Linked DNA regions of Homo sapiens: region 2 is linked to region 1. The links are chromatin loops, found by intact Hi-C in ENCODE. Cell type or tissue: chondrocyte. All regions are shown on one strand.

Region 1 (8,000 bases):
GCTCATATTTGGCAAATATGTCAAAATGGCCATATTTGCCAATTTTTAAGACAATAAATTCACAGAAAATGCATTACAGAAAATAACTTAAAAAAAAAAAAAACAACTTTTGGGCCAGGCATGGTGGTTCACACCTGTAATACCAACACTCTAGGAGGCTGAGGTGAGAGGATCCCTTGAGCCCAGGAGTTTGAAACCAACCTGGGCTACATGGCAAGGCCTCCCTCTACAAATGTAAAAAAAAAATTAGCCAGGTGTGGTGGCATGCGCCATGTAGCCCCAGCTACTTGGGAGGCTGAGGTGGAGGACTGTTTGAGCCCAGAAGTTCAAGGTTGCAGGAGCTAGGATCGCACCACTATACAAGCCTGGGTGGCAGCAAGACCCTGTTTAAAAAAAAAAAAAAATTCAGCTGTATATGCAATGAAAACCTACAAGTCACTGAAAAGTTACTGAAGTTTAGAAAACTAGCCAACAAAATCATTGCTTTGGTAAACAAATTTGAAATGGCTAATTGAAAGTACATTTTACAGCTGGCAATATAAAGTTATCTATCAGCAGCACTGGACAGTTCATTTTCTTCTCTTGGATAAAGTTTATCACTTGGCTTCAAGGACATCACTCAGTTTTCCTTTACATCTCCAGTGTCTCCTCTATGAGGTGCTTTCTCTTCTCTCCAAACTTTTAATGTTGGAATGCCCCAAGTCTTTGTCTTTGGCTCTCTTCTTTATCTACACTCATTCCCTTGTTGATATCCAGTCTCATCACTTTTAATAACATCTATATGCCAGAGTCCCAAATTTATACCCCCAACTTATATCCAACTGCTTACTGCCGAAGAATAAAACACTGAAGTTAAAAAATAATAAACATACCAGGCAAGGGAACACTTACTAGTAAAGCCATTTACTGAGTAGTTCACTAAAGGTTTAAGTCTGAGGGGATTTTAGGTCATAGGAAAAAAAAAAAAAAACTGAAAAAGAACACTCGGATGGTCAGAGGAGTCTGTAATTCATACACAATAGGTTTTAACAAATTCCTACATGGAACTGCTCCAGTTTATAGGTTAGAATTAACTATAGTGAAAAACAGCCTTCAGTTTTTATCAATTCCAGGCCAGTGAGTGCTACTATAAGTTGAAAATTCTCCATTTACACTTCTCTACAGTACGGCTTGTGTAGTCTAAGAAATCAAACATGTGAATGAGCTCCCAAACTATTTTCCTCACTCTAACCTACTCTACCTGCAGCCCCCTTTCTCAGTTGACAGCAATCCTCTGTACAGATGCTCAAACTAAAAACCGTAGATCAGTACTGCCCTTACACCAGGCCAGGAAAGGCCCTTATCCAAGGCCCTGAGCTTTAGGATTGAGTGCTTTAGAGTCAAGATGACATGTCAATCTAGAGAGCATACTCATTCTGCACTACACTCTAGGTACTCAAGACCCCAAATACCCTGCCCAGAATAGCCCCAGCTGTTCCAGGAAATGCATTACATCATCATTGCATGCACTGATGTGTTAGGGGGATAGGGCAGTTCGAATATACTGGTTATGGCATCCAAGTAAATGTGCAGGAGGCCCCTTGCCATACAGTTCAGAGCCGGGGTGGGAAGAAAAGGAAGGTGGCTCATGGGCTGAGGGTCAGCTCTGCCCGCAAGTTATATTCTGGCATAAATACAAACCTGGCTTCCCAGTTCTAATGAAAGTTTGTCAAGACAGGCACATTGGGCATATTTTCATTAAACAGTACTTTTAAATATTTAAACATACGGTATCTCCATTGTACTCTTGCCCCAGGCCTTCAAGTGTGTAGAATCATGCCTGCCTTGTAGTAATTTTTTTCTCTCCCAATATTTAATCTACACATTTAGTCAGGAAATCCTACTGGTTAGGCCTTCAACTACATCTGGATTCTGTCCACTTCCTTCATTACCACCCTGATCCAAATCACCATCATATCCCCCCACTGGATTACTATGATGGCCTCCTAACTTGTCTCCCTGATTCTATCCTTGTTATCTATTTTCAGCATAGCACCCAAAGTTATCTCCATCACTTTCTTCAAGTCTTGGCTCAACAGGCCTATCCTGATCACTCTCAAATGGTAGCCACTCAATTCCCCTTAATTTTTCCCATAGCATATATTATCTTCTAACATGCTACTCAATAATTTATTGTACCTATTGCTTATTTCTGTTCCCCTTCCCACTAGAATAGTATGCAAGCTATTCAAGAGGGCAAGGACCATTGTTTCTGATGTGTCCCAATCACCTAGAAAAAGTCTTGATACCAAGTAGATGCTCAACATAGGTAGAAATCTTGAATTGAATTAGAAGTCCATACCCATCATAAAAAGAATATCAATTTTTTCAAATGCTTTTGACAGATTTTTCATGATGCATCCTACTTTTTAAAACTTGAGATGTAAGGACTTGAAATTTGCCCTACAAACATATCTCTGGTATACTTTTTAAATGGATAACTACATGCTAGGCCTCTCTGAATCTTAAATGCTTTTATAGTCAGACATCTAAAATAAATCCCACAAACCTTTTCCCAAGCAACATGCAATTTAATATCATGAGAGGTGTTTATATAAACTAGTATCCTACTGTTTTCTAGTAAGAGTATTTAGAAGCATGAGAAACACAGTAATGGAACTGAGTTGGTAAGTTTCTTACTTGGCAGTTACATAGTCAAACACTTGACTAAAAGTCCATTAATCAATACTGGCTTAAAGACATGTAACAGAACTTGGAAAGTTATTAAGTGTTTAATTCATAATGATTACAAAATTCTGATCTGTAAACCAATTTGCAATATACAGTAGAAACTCATGACAATGATCATTATTAAAGATTTGGATAGACCAAAGGTCAAACATCTTTCAAGAAAAAGTTAAAGCCCAGTAAATTATGAACATGTCACGTTACCCTCATCAGGGTATAAAAGATAACCAAGGCTGGGCGCGGTGGCTCACGCCTGTAATCCCAACACTTTGGGAGGCTGAGGCAGGCGGATTGCCTGAGGTCAGGAGCTCGACACAAGTCTGGCCAACATGGTGAAACCCCGTCTCTACTAAAAATACAAAAAAAAAAAAAACCCACAGCGCCTGTAATCCCAGCTACTCGGGAGGCTGAGGCAGGAGAATTGCTTGAGCCAGGGAGGTGAAGGTTACAGTGAGCCAAGATCACGCCACTGCACTCCAGCCTGGGCAACAGAGCGAGAATCTGTCTCAAAATAAATAATTAAATAAATAAACAAATAGTCTCACAGAGTGCAGTTTAGACTTCTTAGCCTTATTTCATCTTTGAAGTACTATTCAGAAGAAATATTCTAGATTCTAGTTTCCAAAAGTCCTTGAGTTGAAAACGTTAAGTATTAACACAGAACTATCCAGACTTCTTAGGTGGGTGTCCAGAGCTGCCTTCCTTTTCGCCTTAGTAGTTGATGAACTGATGCCTCCTAGTGACCAATCTGTGTAACAGCTTAAAGCAAGTGCTTTATAATGAGTGCTTAGCGCTTTTTTTTAACTGTAGTACAAACACAATTGTGGATCCAAGCACCGTCCATCAGCTGTCTCCGTCCTTTCTGTTCTGCCAGCAGCCTAATTCAGTTCTCTCATCTAAGTTCTTGGGTGGCCCAATCACCTGATCCATACTCATACACATGGCCTTCAGTTTTACTCTTAAAACATGACAGAAAACTTCTATTCGCCTCCAATTGTATACATTCCAATTCCTTACCCTTGCATGACAAGCCCTCCACAGAATGGGTCCTACTTATTTTGACTCGTTCCACTCAACCTTGAGCGAGTGCCAGTCATACATCTCCTTGTCCTCGCAGCCTCCAATTTACCTTCCCAAATCCTCTGTAAACCTTTCATTCTTCAAAGCCCTATTCAAATCCCAGATTTCCTCTGGCTGAGTTAATTCCTTCCTAATCACTTCAAACTCTGATGAGTAGTTATCCAATTTTCACGTCTACTTCACTAAATATCCAAGATCCTGGATGAGTGTTTTCGCCATTGTACCTAACGGAGAGCTGATTGACAGCACTTAAACTGAGGGGAAATGACTAATGTTTTGTCTGGAAATGTATTGATATTATTCAAAATGGGCAAGCAGGCTATCTTATTGAGTATTAACAAGTAACCAGGAAGTCTGATTATTTGTAAACTTGTTATGGTAATATTAGCTTTGAAGTGACAAACGAAAATATGGAACTGGATGAAATGGAGCAGAGAGGAAGGTAATCCAATGAAGGAGGCTGAGAGAACCAGTATTATGTTGTCACAAAACTGCAATCACTCAAAAGTGTTGATATTCTGGCTCTGGGTCTCTGGGGTGACAAGATACCCCAGTAACTAAGAGTGGAAGCAATCCTCTGTCCCCACTGAAGAGCCCAAGAACACCTACCACCTTTCCTAAGTATGCTTCTACTCTGAAACCCGGTAAATGCAACCCGTTGTTTGCAACTCAAATATGTAACTGACAGTCACTTGGGCAAATACCTCCATTTAAGGAACTAAATTCCAAGGATATTTCCCTCTTTTGCTGTCATTTTTCCATTGCCACAAAACACACAGCCTGAGGACATAGGCTGTTCAATTTGATCACTATTGATCTCTGTAAGAAAAAAAAATCCAGTAATGGGCAAATACCTTTCTTAGGTGATAGAGGACATATAGCAGTGAGTGTAGACAATTCCTCCCAAAAACATGAGAATAAAGAAGGTGGTAGTGGTGTTACTTTAGAAGAACAACTCAGGCTTCAGAGAGGGTAAGTTTCATTACAGACAAGGTAATCTAAGAGTAAAAGGGATAAAAGAATTCTGTGGGGTAGCCAGACTCAGAAAGGTGGAATAACACTTTTACAAGAAGATAAAACCCAGGAAATGTTTATGGCAAGCTTGTATGTTGCCACTAAACCTACCAGAAAAAGAAATCCCATTAGAACCGCCCCCATCACAATAACTACCTAAGTAAATCATTGTTGAGTAACAATGAGCACCCCTTAAACATGTCAGAAACCAGAAAGTTTTTGTTTCTAATGAGATTTCATTTACACTTTTAAGTCATTGTCTCAACCTAATTTGTGCATGCATGGTTCTGAGAAAGGTTATCATGCAAAATGAAATAAAAAGCCTTGGGCAAAGCAGGACTCCAATCATAATTAATCCTTTTGGGCCGTATTTAAAGAAAATTACTTTTCTTAGCCCTGTTCACTTATTTCTAAAATGTAGTTATTTGCTTTATGTTCCAGGATATCCTTGATCAAATAATCCTTTTCTAAATCAACTTATTTCGACATATGTGGCCAATGTGGCTGTCATCCTAACCTCCCTTGGCATTCACACCCAGCTCTATTTTATTTACTATCCTACTTTTAGCACTGTGAGCATAAACCATAGGTTCTTCTTTTTACAGGAGAGGTTGGATGCCAGTAGCCTTTAGCCTCCTTCAGCCCATCCTGTACCTTGAACCTGGACATGATGTATAGAGCCCCAGCAACCACTTGATAATAAACCAACTTGCCAAAGACAAAAAGTAGAATGAAAGTCTGCCTGAGAACCATGAAGCTCCCATATCAGTCCCAGAGTCTGTCTAAGCCTAAGAGAAAAACCTATATAAGCCACATTGTATTGGGGCTGTGTTATACAACATTATAATAAATACAAACTCTTCAGGGCAGGGGAGAGAAAAAGGAAAGATTATCTGAATATTGTTTAAAATGAAATCTAGATTAACTCTGGTCTCTAAAATATTTCATCTCTGAAAGCTCTAGCCTAAAGAACATGCTTATTTAACCACTAGTTGTGTGACAGAAATATCTACAAGGCAGTGCAAAGTGTAGGGCCATCCAAATGCTGGCTCCAACACAACTCAACTGTGTCATTGTTAAAGTTACTTAACTTCCATCCTTATGCATAAAAAGGGAATTAATATTCTCAATCAAGTATGATTAAGGCATTATTTTTATTATCTTAATGTTAAACGAACACTTAGTTCTCCCCAAATTGCTGATTAATACTGTAAACTGAAATCCCACTAGTTTAAAACTATACATGGAATAGCAATGAAGTTTTTCTCGAAACCTCTCAGTCTAGTTACATTATACCCAACTTTTGAAAACACGTGTACTTAAGGGTCACCTTATACATACCACTTGAGGTTCCTTTACTAATCAAGCTTGACATTTTTGTCTGAGGGAGTTCACTACGTTATAGCTTGAATTATAGCTGGAAATCAATTGTCCAGCTATAATTCAAGTAAAAGATTCCAAAATGATGGGGAAAAGCATATGTTTTTCTCCCTGAACAGGCATACAATATGTAATTTAAGCTTTGATGTCTTTGGTCATTTTGGAAAACGACTGCAACAAACTAAGCCCAGTCAGAAAAATTTTGCTTGTTTTAAGCCATTAAGTTTTGGAGGTTGTTTTGTTATGCAGTACTAGGTAACTGCAACTATTGATATGCCTTCCCTTGACTTTAAAAAACAACTAAGTTGACTCTTGAATATCAAATTTGAACTAAGAGGGTCCACTTACAGGTTTACTTCTGTCTCTACTACCCCTGTGACAGCAAGACCCCCCTCCTCCTCAGCTATTCATGAAGGCAGTGAGGATTGAGACTGTTATAATCCAGTTCCACCTGAGAGTAAATATACATACACATACATATACATACACACACACACACACACAGACAGTTTCATTCTGTTGCTCAGGTTGGAGTGCAGTGGCACTATCTCGGCTCACTGCAACCTCCACCTCCCGAGTTCAGTCAATTCTTGTGGGCTCACTGCAACCTCCACCTCCAGAGTTCAATCAATTCTTGTGCCTCAGCCTCCTGAGTAGCTTGGACTACAGGCACACACCACTACCACCTACAGCTAAGTTTTGTATTTTTAGTAGAGGCAGGGTTTCTCCATATTAGCCAGGCTGGTCTCGAACTTGTAACCTCAAGTCACTGGCCCGCCTCAGCCTCCCAAAGTGTTGGGATTACAGGCATGAGCCACCACACCTGGCCATAATATATTTCCGATTGCTTAACATTTTCTCTAGCTTACTTTTTACAGTATATAATACACATAACATACAAAGTGTGTGTTAAATGACTTATTGGTAAAGTTTCCACAGTAGGCTGTCAAGTTTTGGGGGAATCAGCTTATACATAGATTTGACTGAAGGAAGCTGGGGCCCCTAGCCCCTGCATTATGAAAGAGCTAACTGTATACACAATCCAGCTTTGTTTCATTGGTTTTCTCAATCTACAGGAATATGACAACTACAAAAGACCTTAGAGACTGAACTACTGAGAATCAATCATTCGACTTGCTACACAGTCCCACACAGGATTATGGTTGGTACATTGAATGGGTCTAGATAAATCCTAACTGACCTATACATCCAAAACTTTTCTGTACACTTACCAAGTTCCAAGCACAGTGCTGGAAATTAGGAAACTCATTAATAAGCAAGTGTTTCTAGAGTATTTTGAACTGGTTCAAAACCAGTTCAGATTTATAGAACCAAAGAGTAGGTACTGATGAAAAGGAGATCCTATGTTGAACTAGTAAAACACATGCACAAAAGCCCAGTGGCAGAAGTAAAAGAAAAGGCAGCCAAGCAGAGCTGAAATAGTGCAAATGCAGGTTAAATACAGTGGGCTATTCATCTCCAAGTTGCCGTGAAGTGGCTAAGTCCACTCACCAAGCCAAATGAATAGCAAAGACAACAGTTCCAGCCTCCAGTTTTGAAATCCATAGTTAAGTGCGGCAGCTCCCACTTGTAAGCATAGCACCTCAGGAGGTTGAGGTGAGACAACCACTTGAGCCCAGGAGTTAGACACTAGTCCAGGCAACATAGTGAGAATCATCTCAAAGATAATAAAAATAAAACTTTGTTGACTGGCCTAATCCAAGTCTAAAATCACATCTGATCTCAAGACAGACACCCATGTCACATCCACACCAGTGTCAAGGCTCCAGGTAAATGTT
Region 2 (8,000 bases), 1.3 Mb before region 1:
ACAAGGGAACTTGGACAAGCTAAACCTTTGAAGAAATTCTTACTGTGTTTAACACACATGAGGTGTGTGACTTCAGTCCTGAACCCCACAAGCCTGTACAGTAGAGTGGTGGGCAACGCTGCTGTCCTGCTCCTCTTCAAATATTCCTTTTAACTTATCTTTTCTTTCAACTCCTGTATTATATAGAGTCAGTTGGAAGAGGTTCATTTTAAAATCTTGCCATAAATTGATTTAAAATTCCAGAACAAAATGAGCCAAAATCAGACCTTACCAAATCAAACACTCCCTTCAAGAGTTCCTAAACTTTAAGTGGAATTTTAATCTAAAGTTACTGTAGGATTTTCCTTGGAAACCATTGAGGTGGACTGTATGAGTTTTCTTTGTGGGTTGTCCTGAAAGGTGAACACTATCCTTTCCCACCTCCCAGGACATGTTTTGTAGGTGAATCTCCACACAGTGGTGGAGAATAGAACATAGACTCGACCAGTTAGCTAACCAAATAAAGTCCATAACTAGATGTATGTTAAAAGATCAGCATACATTTCCTTTTTCTCATCAAACTATCAAACTGTCCTCAGTTTGCTTTTACCTGAACTGGAGCCCATTTGTCATTCTCTTTTCCTTTAAAGCCCTTTTCAATATGAAGTTCTATGATTCCCAGTGCTCAAACACAAACACAGAGCACTATATTAGTGTTTGGTATACAGCAGTGACAAAATAGATGGTCTCTGCCCTCCTGGAGCTTATAGGCAAGAGAGTGAGTGACAGTAAACATTTGAAGTCACAAATTAGAAAGAGTTCTTGCACATTACAGAGTGTGGAAAGGTGTCTCTGAGGTATCCAGCATTTTTCTGTGATAGAAAGCTATCATTTGATTTCCTACCACAACAAAGAAACAACAAATAGCACAAGCCAAATCAAAAGGCCTTTCTTTTTACTTCTCTCATCCCTTCTTCTAACACTGTCCTGTAGAAGTCAACAGTAGAACAGCTGATGGGAAAGGAAATCAAATAATGAGAGCAAATGAGAAAAAAAAATTTCCAGGGCCTGCCTTTTGCTCTCCCTGTTGAGTCCAGGGCCACAAGTAAAGGCTGAGTTGTCATTCTCTTTTCCTTTAAAGCCCTTTTCAATATGAAGTTCTATGATTCTATGATTCCCAGTGATTATGGGGAAGAAACACTGAAGTAGGCGAGAGAGTAGGTTTTAACTCAGATTAGTTTATACGTTGTGGTACATTTTTAAACTGGACAATTCTAATTGAATTCTAATGTTAATAGCCCCATATTACCAGAGAATTATGGATTTCCCCAAAATGTTGCTAAGAGGTTGGGCATGGAGATCCGGGAGAGTGAGTGTGTAGGTAGTGGTAGGAGAGGACAAAACAGTAGTATTCTTCTGATTTTGCCTCCCACATTTGGCATATTCAATAAATAACTTACAGCTGTCTTTCTCTGTGACTCCGTTACAAATTTCTTAACAGCACGTAGGAGTTTAATATATAACAGTGCCTAACACAATGCTTAGCATCTCATTCGTTAGTAATTCCAATGCACTGAAAAAGGAAATGAATGTGTTGAATGTATTTTAGAGCTTCAGAATCTCCTCTCTCTCCTGTTTCTCCTCTTTTCTTACAACTGTTTTCCATATGCCACCCTTTAAGGCTACAGATCTCTATCATCACATAATAATCACCTGTAAACCAGAATCAGTATCTAATAGGCCTAGAGTAGTTTCAGATTTGATTGTCTGAAATTGAATCAGAATCTATATCTAATAGGTCTAGAGTAGTTTCAGATTTGATTATTAGAAATTGAAATCCTGTGCATTTATTTTGTGTAATACACCAGTTACAATGCCTTGAGACCCCTGCTACTAGGTTCCTATTAGATTCTTCCTTAAAGTTTCCCTATTGGGGGAACCTACCCCCAGTAGTCACATAGGTTCTTTTCTATTTTTCCCTAAGTGTCAGCTGGTCTGAGAAATAAAGGGACAGAGTATAAAAGAGAGAAATTTTAAAGCTGGGTGTCCGGGGGAGACATCACATGTTGGCAGGTTCCGTGATGCTCCCTAAGCCATAAAACCAGCAAGTTTTTAATTAGCAATTTTCAAAAGGGGAGGGAGTGTACGAATAGTGTGTGGGTCACAGAGATCATATGCTTCACAAGGTAATAAAATATCACAAGGCAAATGGAGGCAGGGCAAGATCACAGGACCACAGGACCGGGGCAAAATTAAAATTGCTAATGAAGTTTCGGGCACACATTGTCATTGATAACATCTTATCAGGAGACAGAGTTTGAGAGCAGACAACCAGTCTGACCAAAATTTATTAGGCGGGAATTTCCTCGTCTTTATAAGCCTGGAAGTGCTACGGGAGACTGGGGCTTATTTCATCCCTACAGCTTCAACCGTAAAAGATGGCTGCCCCCGAAGCGGCCATTTCAGAGGCCTACTCTCAGGGACACATTCTCTTTCTCAGGGATGTTCCTTGCTGAGAAAAAGAATTCAGCGATATTTCTCCCATTTGCTTTTGAAAGAAGAGAAATATGGCTCTGTTCCACCCGGCTCACTAGCAGTCAGAGTTTAAGGTTATCTCTCTTGTTCCCTGAACATCGCTGTTATCCTGTTCTTTTTTCAAGGTTCCCAGATTTCATATTGTTCAAACACACATGCTCTACAAATAATTTGTGCAGTTAATGCAATCATCACAGGGTCCTGAGGTGACATACATCCTCCTCAGCTTATGAAGATGATGGGATTAAGAAATTAAAGTAAAGACAGGCATAGGAAATCACAAGGGTATTGATTGGGGAAGTGATAAGTGTCCATGAAATCTTCACAATTTATGTTCAGAGATTGCAGTAAAGACAGGTGTAAGAAATTATTAAAGTATTAATTTGGGGAACTAATAAATGTCCATTAAATCTTCACAATCCACATCCTTCTACCATGGCTTCAGCCACTCCCTCTGTTCGGGGTCCCTGACTTCCTGCAGCATTTCCCCATCAATTTTTGAGTTCTCCTGGGTACTGCACCAAATTGACTTTAAGAACAAATCCTTTTTTATTCTCCACTCTCCTTGCTGCTTCCTTCTCTGCCTGTGACCCTCGCAAGGCCACCTCTCTGCTTCATTTTAATGTTCTTAACTCTTATTCTCACTTCCACAGTAGGCAGAAAGAAGCTGTTTTCCTTAAAATATAATCTATCTAAACTGAGATAAAGTATAAATGATGAAGAGTATTTATTTTAACTAATAAAAGAAAAATCTAAAATCCATTAAAAAAAAGGTGTGGATATTCTACTCAAGGACTTCATTATATTTTGTATGTAAACTGATACACTTTTCAGAAGATAAAGAAAATAAAGATTTTCATTAGTATTATTTTAGTATTACTTTATATTTTTGCTCTAACATTAATTTGTGTGAGCCTTGTGATGCAAATCTATGTTCACCTGTTTAATAGTTTTGTTAGCCTTCTTTTTGCACTTACAAAAAGCTTTAATTCACTTGATTTTTTTGGTGGTGGAATTGGCATACTCAAGCAATATCAGCAGCAAATCATCACTAGATGGCAGCATAACTCAATTCTTAAATACATTTCTACTGGTAATTTTTTTCTTATTAACTGGCATTTGTTTCAAAAACTTAAATGACGAAAACATTATACTGAAATAATATGTTAGTTGGTCTTAAATATTAGTTGCAAATAATCACACACAATCTTGAGAATAGGGCCAATGCATTTGTTTTACTCCAAGTAAAGAAGGCAATAGCTGTTTTAACTCTTGAAGTACATTATGTAATACTGAAGCCTAACAAGATACAGACTGAAATGCATGAATTTTGGAATCTGATACAACTGAATTTAAAACTGGCTCTGCTCTTTCCCTGTCGTAAAAATTATAAAATTTATTATCGTTGCTATTTTATCTATCCACCTCAGTTCTCAAATAATCTCTTCATAATTAGAACCTTTTGAAGCAGCATTTTCATGGGTGCATTTTAAGATTCTTTAATGTAAAATGTGAATTCTTTATTGATCTGTTCTACAATAATTAAATTTCTATAGTATCTACCATTTGTAGTATAAAAATTGAATTTCAATAATTCTAGCTTCATTATTTTATAAATGCATCATGTGAGTAAATAGTATTCTTCCACTTTATAAATGTACTTTGTTTAATTTGTCTCTCTCTCAATGCTCAGGCTAAAATGACCACACACTAGATGCTAGATAAATGCCTGTTACCCTGATTTGAAAGCGATCACTCACTGTGAAAGTGATTAATTTATTCAAGAATACCACCTCTTTACTGAATGAATAAACAGAGACTCAAGATTTTAATAGACTTTCATAAGGTCATGCAATTTGTTGAGGCAGAGCCAAGATTAGAAACAAATTATCTTCCTAATATACCACATACTGGCTCTTGTTTTGTTCATGATCATCCACCATGACCCCTAGAAACTTTAGACATAATTATTCCCTCCTTCATCCTTGCCCACAAAACTTAATCACAGATTCATGTCAAATCTATCTCCAAAAGCCTCTTGAATCCATCGCATTTTATTCATCCACATTTCCAATCTTTAGTGAGAACCTTTATTAAGTCACCTGTATAATTATGTTAGTATCTGAAATGATCTCCTGTTCCAGCCAGGGATTTCTACCATCTTACTATTTTCCTCCTTGAAATATTCTAGTTCACTTTGATGTAAATGGGAGTGTAAATCAGTGTGCTCTCAAGAGCATATTATTTTTAGTTCTCAAAATTTGTAAGAAGTGACCCACATCCTTACAATAAAGATAATGTGTTAATCTCAATATTTAAATGTCCTGGGGACTAAGTGGACACATCTCTTCATCTCATTAGAGATGTTTTATGTAACTAAAAATTTAAAAAATTGAAAAAGTAAGGAAGAAGAAGGAAAGTCGAGCTGCTTTTGTCTTCCTTTTGGCTTCCTTTTCTGCATCATTGAAACTTTAGGAGAAAGTTAGAAAACTCTTCTTTCACTGCACTGATACCTCTTGCTGAATCTAGTCAGAGATTGTGCCTCCCAGATGACAAGGGAGACAAAAGTGGAGTGATACATTTCATCCCGGGTATTATGCAGGTTCCCAATAAAACAAACAAAAAAAGGAAAACAATAAGTGGTCATCTCATCTAAAGACAGCAAAATCTTTCTAAATGAAAGCTTAGGATAATTGAGCTATAACACATGTCAAAATGAAAATTGCACCAAAGTCAAACAGGCCAGGAAGATTTTATTCAAGATGATTGTAATAGGAGAGAGAGGCCAGAACTCAGTTGGAACTCAACTCCAGTGAAACCCAGGGCTGGAGAGTTTTTAGGAGCTGAGGTTGAGGCTGCTGAGGTTGGGGGAGCTGAGGCGGGCTGCCCTTTGTCGGCTAATTGGCATTACCTCAGGGAAAAGCAAACTCTCTCATATTTTTATGACAGGAGGTACTTTTGCAACTTGGAACAAGGGGCCTTGCCTCCAAAGTTAGGCTCCTGCTTTCCCACAGAAGCTGGGAGACAGAGACACTATCTCTTTTGGTGATTATGGTTCAAAGAGGTGGCTCCCAGGTTCTTAGGAAAAACATTCCTGAATTGTGTAACTGGCAAGAGGCTTTTAAAAATACATTTCCGAGGACCAGAAAAGCAATTTAAAATTAAAAATCTCCTAAAGTAAACGCTCTAAGAAAAGGGAGGACAGAGGCCTAGAGTCAAGGAGCTAAATTAATTAAATTAATGTTTAATCAAGCTGAAGGGAACGGCAAGGTCTTCTTGGTCACAACTGATTATCAATACGCTCTCCAGCAGAAAGTCTTAAAAAGAGATGAAAAGAGCCTACCGTGAGAAAACAAACAAACAAAAACCATAACAAAACACAGTACTGCAATAAAGAACCATCATGCAACCCGAAGGGCAGATAATAGAGTTTAGCTGAATCTCTGCCCTATGTGAATTTTAAGAACAAATACAAAAACAAAAGTACAATATAGGCCTAAGAAAAATTACATCAAGGCAGAAAAGAAAACACCACCATGAAGACTTAGAGAAAATGCAGGCCTTTAGATGATTTAGTAAGAAACTAAAGAAAAATTTTAAAAAGTGCATCATTATGAATTAAGAAGATACAACTCTGATGAAATAGCAATAAGTATTCATAAAAGACTAATAGACAAACATCAATTCAAAATGTGAAAAATAATTGGATGAGAAGGATCTAACGAGCTATAAAATAAGCTAAAATAAAATATAAAGTAAATTATATATAAAGGTATTGATATTCCCTAATATAATACATTTCATGAATAGGATAAACAAAAACACTTAAAATAATAAATAATATTTATTAAGTGCTCTTTAAGTGTTAAAAGTCTTGATTTCTTAAAAAATCAATAAATTAAAGTGTTAGAAATACTGGAATATATATATTTAACATTATTAGAAAAAATAAGCCTAGGTCAATATGCCCTCATCCACTCTCACACATTTCTGTGTTTTTAATTATTTTGAGTTTCTTTTTTTTATTTTTTTGTATGTTTATCTCATTTAATAATGTTAGAGATTTCTCTTCAATTGCCTGATAATACTTGGCTGTTCCTTCATATTTAAGAATAGCACTATTGCAAACTCTGTGTGCATGAGTAGCCTTGTCAGCTAGTGGCCTTTCTTATAGGATCATCTGAATGAACTAGTTCAGGAAGGGTCTCCATCAGTAGGTGCGTTCTTACACTGTTCAGTTTTGCTTGAAATGAATTTTTAGTTCTTCTGACCATCAGGAGTTGGGATGAGGGAAAAAGGAAATGAGTAAAAGTAAATTCTTAATTATTCCTTCAGTTATTTTAGTATTCAGAGCCAGACTTTCATGGTTAAGTATACAGATTAAATTATCCCACTTTCAACAAGATTCTCCCTCTGAGTAGAGAATCTTTCCATTTCAAATTTTCCAGAGAATAGAAAACATCCACACTTCTGCAAGGATAAGCGAGCAGGGGAGCATCAAGGGAGGGAAGAGATAATCTTCGTTTACCCTAATAATTTTATGAACTTGATGAAAGCTCGTCAATAGCTTTCATCAATAGCACAACAAAATAGATGTGTTGGGGATATGGAGTTTAGTTTAAAACTCAAGTATATAAGAAAAAATCCATTTTTATAATTTGACGATCATGTTGAAGCTTTAAAAATTTTAATTTACTATAATATGAAAAACTAAATTCATTTTTAGCATATACATAGACAATTGACTTAAAAAAATTGTAAAGGCTATTATACCTACCACCCAAGTTAAGATATCTCCTTCACTGAAGGAAATGTTATTCTGAATTTTGTGTTTGTCCTTTGATATGGTTTGGCTGTGTCCCCACCCAAATTTCATCTTGAATTGTAGATCCCATAATCCCCATGTGTTGTGGGAAGAACCCAGTGGGAGGTAATTGAATGACGGAAGAAGGGTTTTCCCATGTTGTTCTCATGATAGTGAAAAAGTCTCAGGAGATCTGATGGTTTTATAAAAGGCAGTTACCCTGCGCAGGGTCTCTTGCCTACTGCCATGTAAGACGTACCTTTGCTCTTCCTTTGCCTTCTGCCATGATTTTGAGGTCTCCCCGGCCATGTGGAACTGTGAGTCCATTAAACCACTTTTTCTTTATAAATTACCCAGTCTTGGGTGTGTCTTTATTAGCAGTGTGAGAACAGACTAATACATCCTTTCTCTGTTTTGCTTCATCCTTTTTATATTGTTATTTACACTGTTAGCTTGGCAAGTGTTTAAAAGTTATACAAATAATATATTTCTGCTGAATATTGTGCTTGTGAGATTTATGGATATTGATAAATGCAGCTGTGGCTGATATATTTTCATTATTATAGAACATTTTATTGTATTATATTATGAATGTACCACAAGTGTTTTATCAATTCCCTTGCTGGTATACTTTTAGTTTGTGTCTAGATTTTTCTCACACACAGTATTATTATGCAAGCAT

The links. Hi-C counts contacts between places; a loop is a spot of excess contacts. Peaks named below come from ENCODE experiments on the same cell type or tissue, not always from the same donor. Only the 100,000 strongest peaks of a DNase experiment are listed, where the experiment ranks them.
Region 2: it touches region 1 in a loop (4-fold over the local background); 4 of 110 quality-filtered maps call a loop at or near these places.

Annotation. Positions count from the first base shown.
Region 1 is chr12:76,033,833-76,041,832 of GRCh38, forward strand. NAP1L1 (nucleosome assembly protein 1 like 1) reads right to left here. Exons shown (of 15, transcript NM_004537.7): 15 at 2,753-8,000. It overlaps PHLDA1-DT (PHLDA1 divergent transcript), which reads left to right. Exons shown (of 2, transcript NR_185978.1): 2 at 1-557. Among named protein-coding and RNA genes, the nearest start is that of PHLDA1-DT, 6.0 kb to the left of the region's middle. In chondrocyte, CTCF peaks have their summits at 3,462 (motif pointing left) and 3,693; no DNase peak of the experiment used is centred here.
Region 2 is chr12:74,685,688-74,693,687 of GRCh38, forward strand. No RefSeq gene overlaps it. Among named protein-coding and RNA genes, the nearest start is that of ATXN7L3B, 150 kb to the left of the region's middle. In chondrocyte, a CTCF peak has its summit at 3,583 (motif pointing right); no DNase peak of the experiment used is centred here.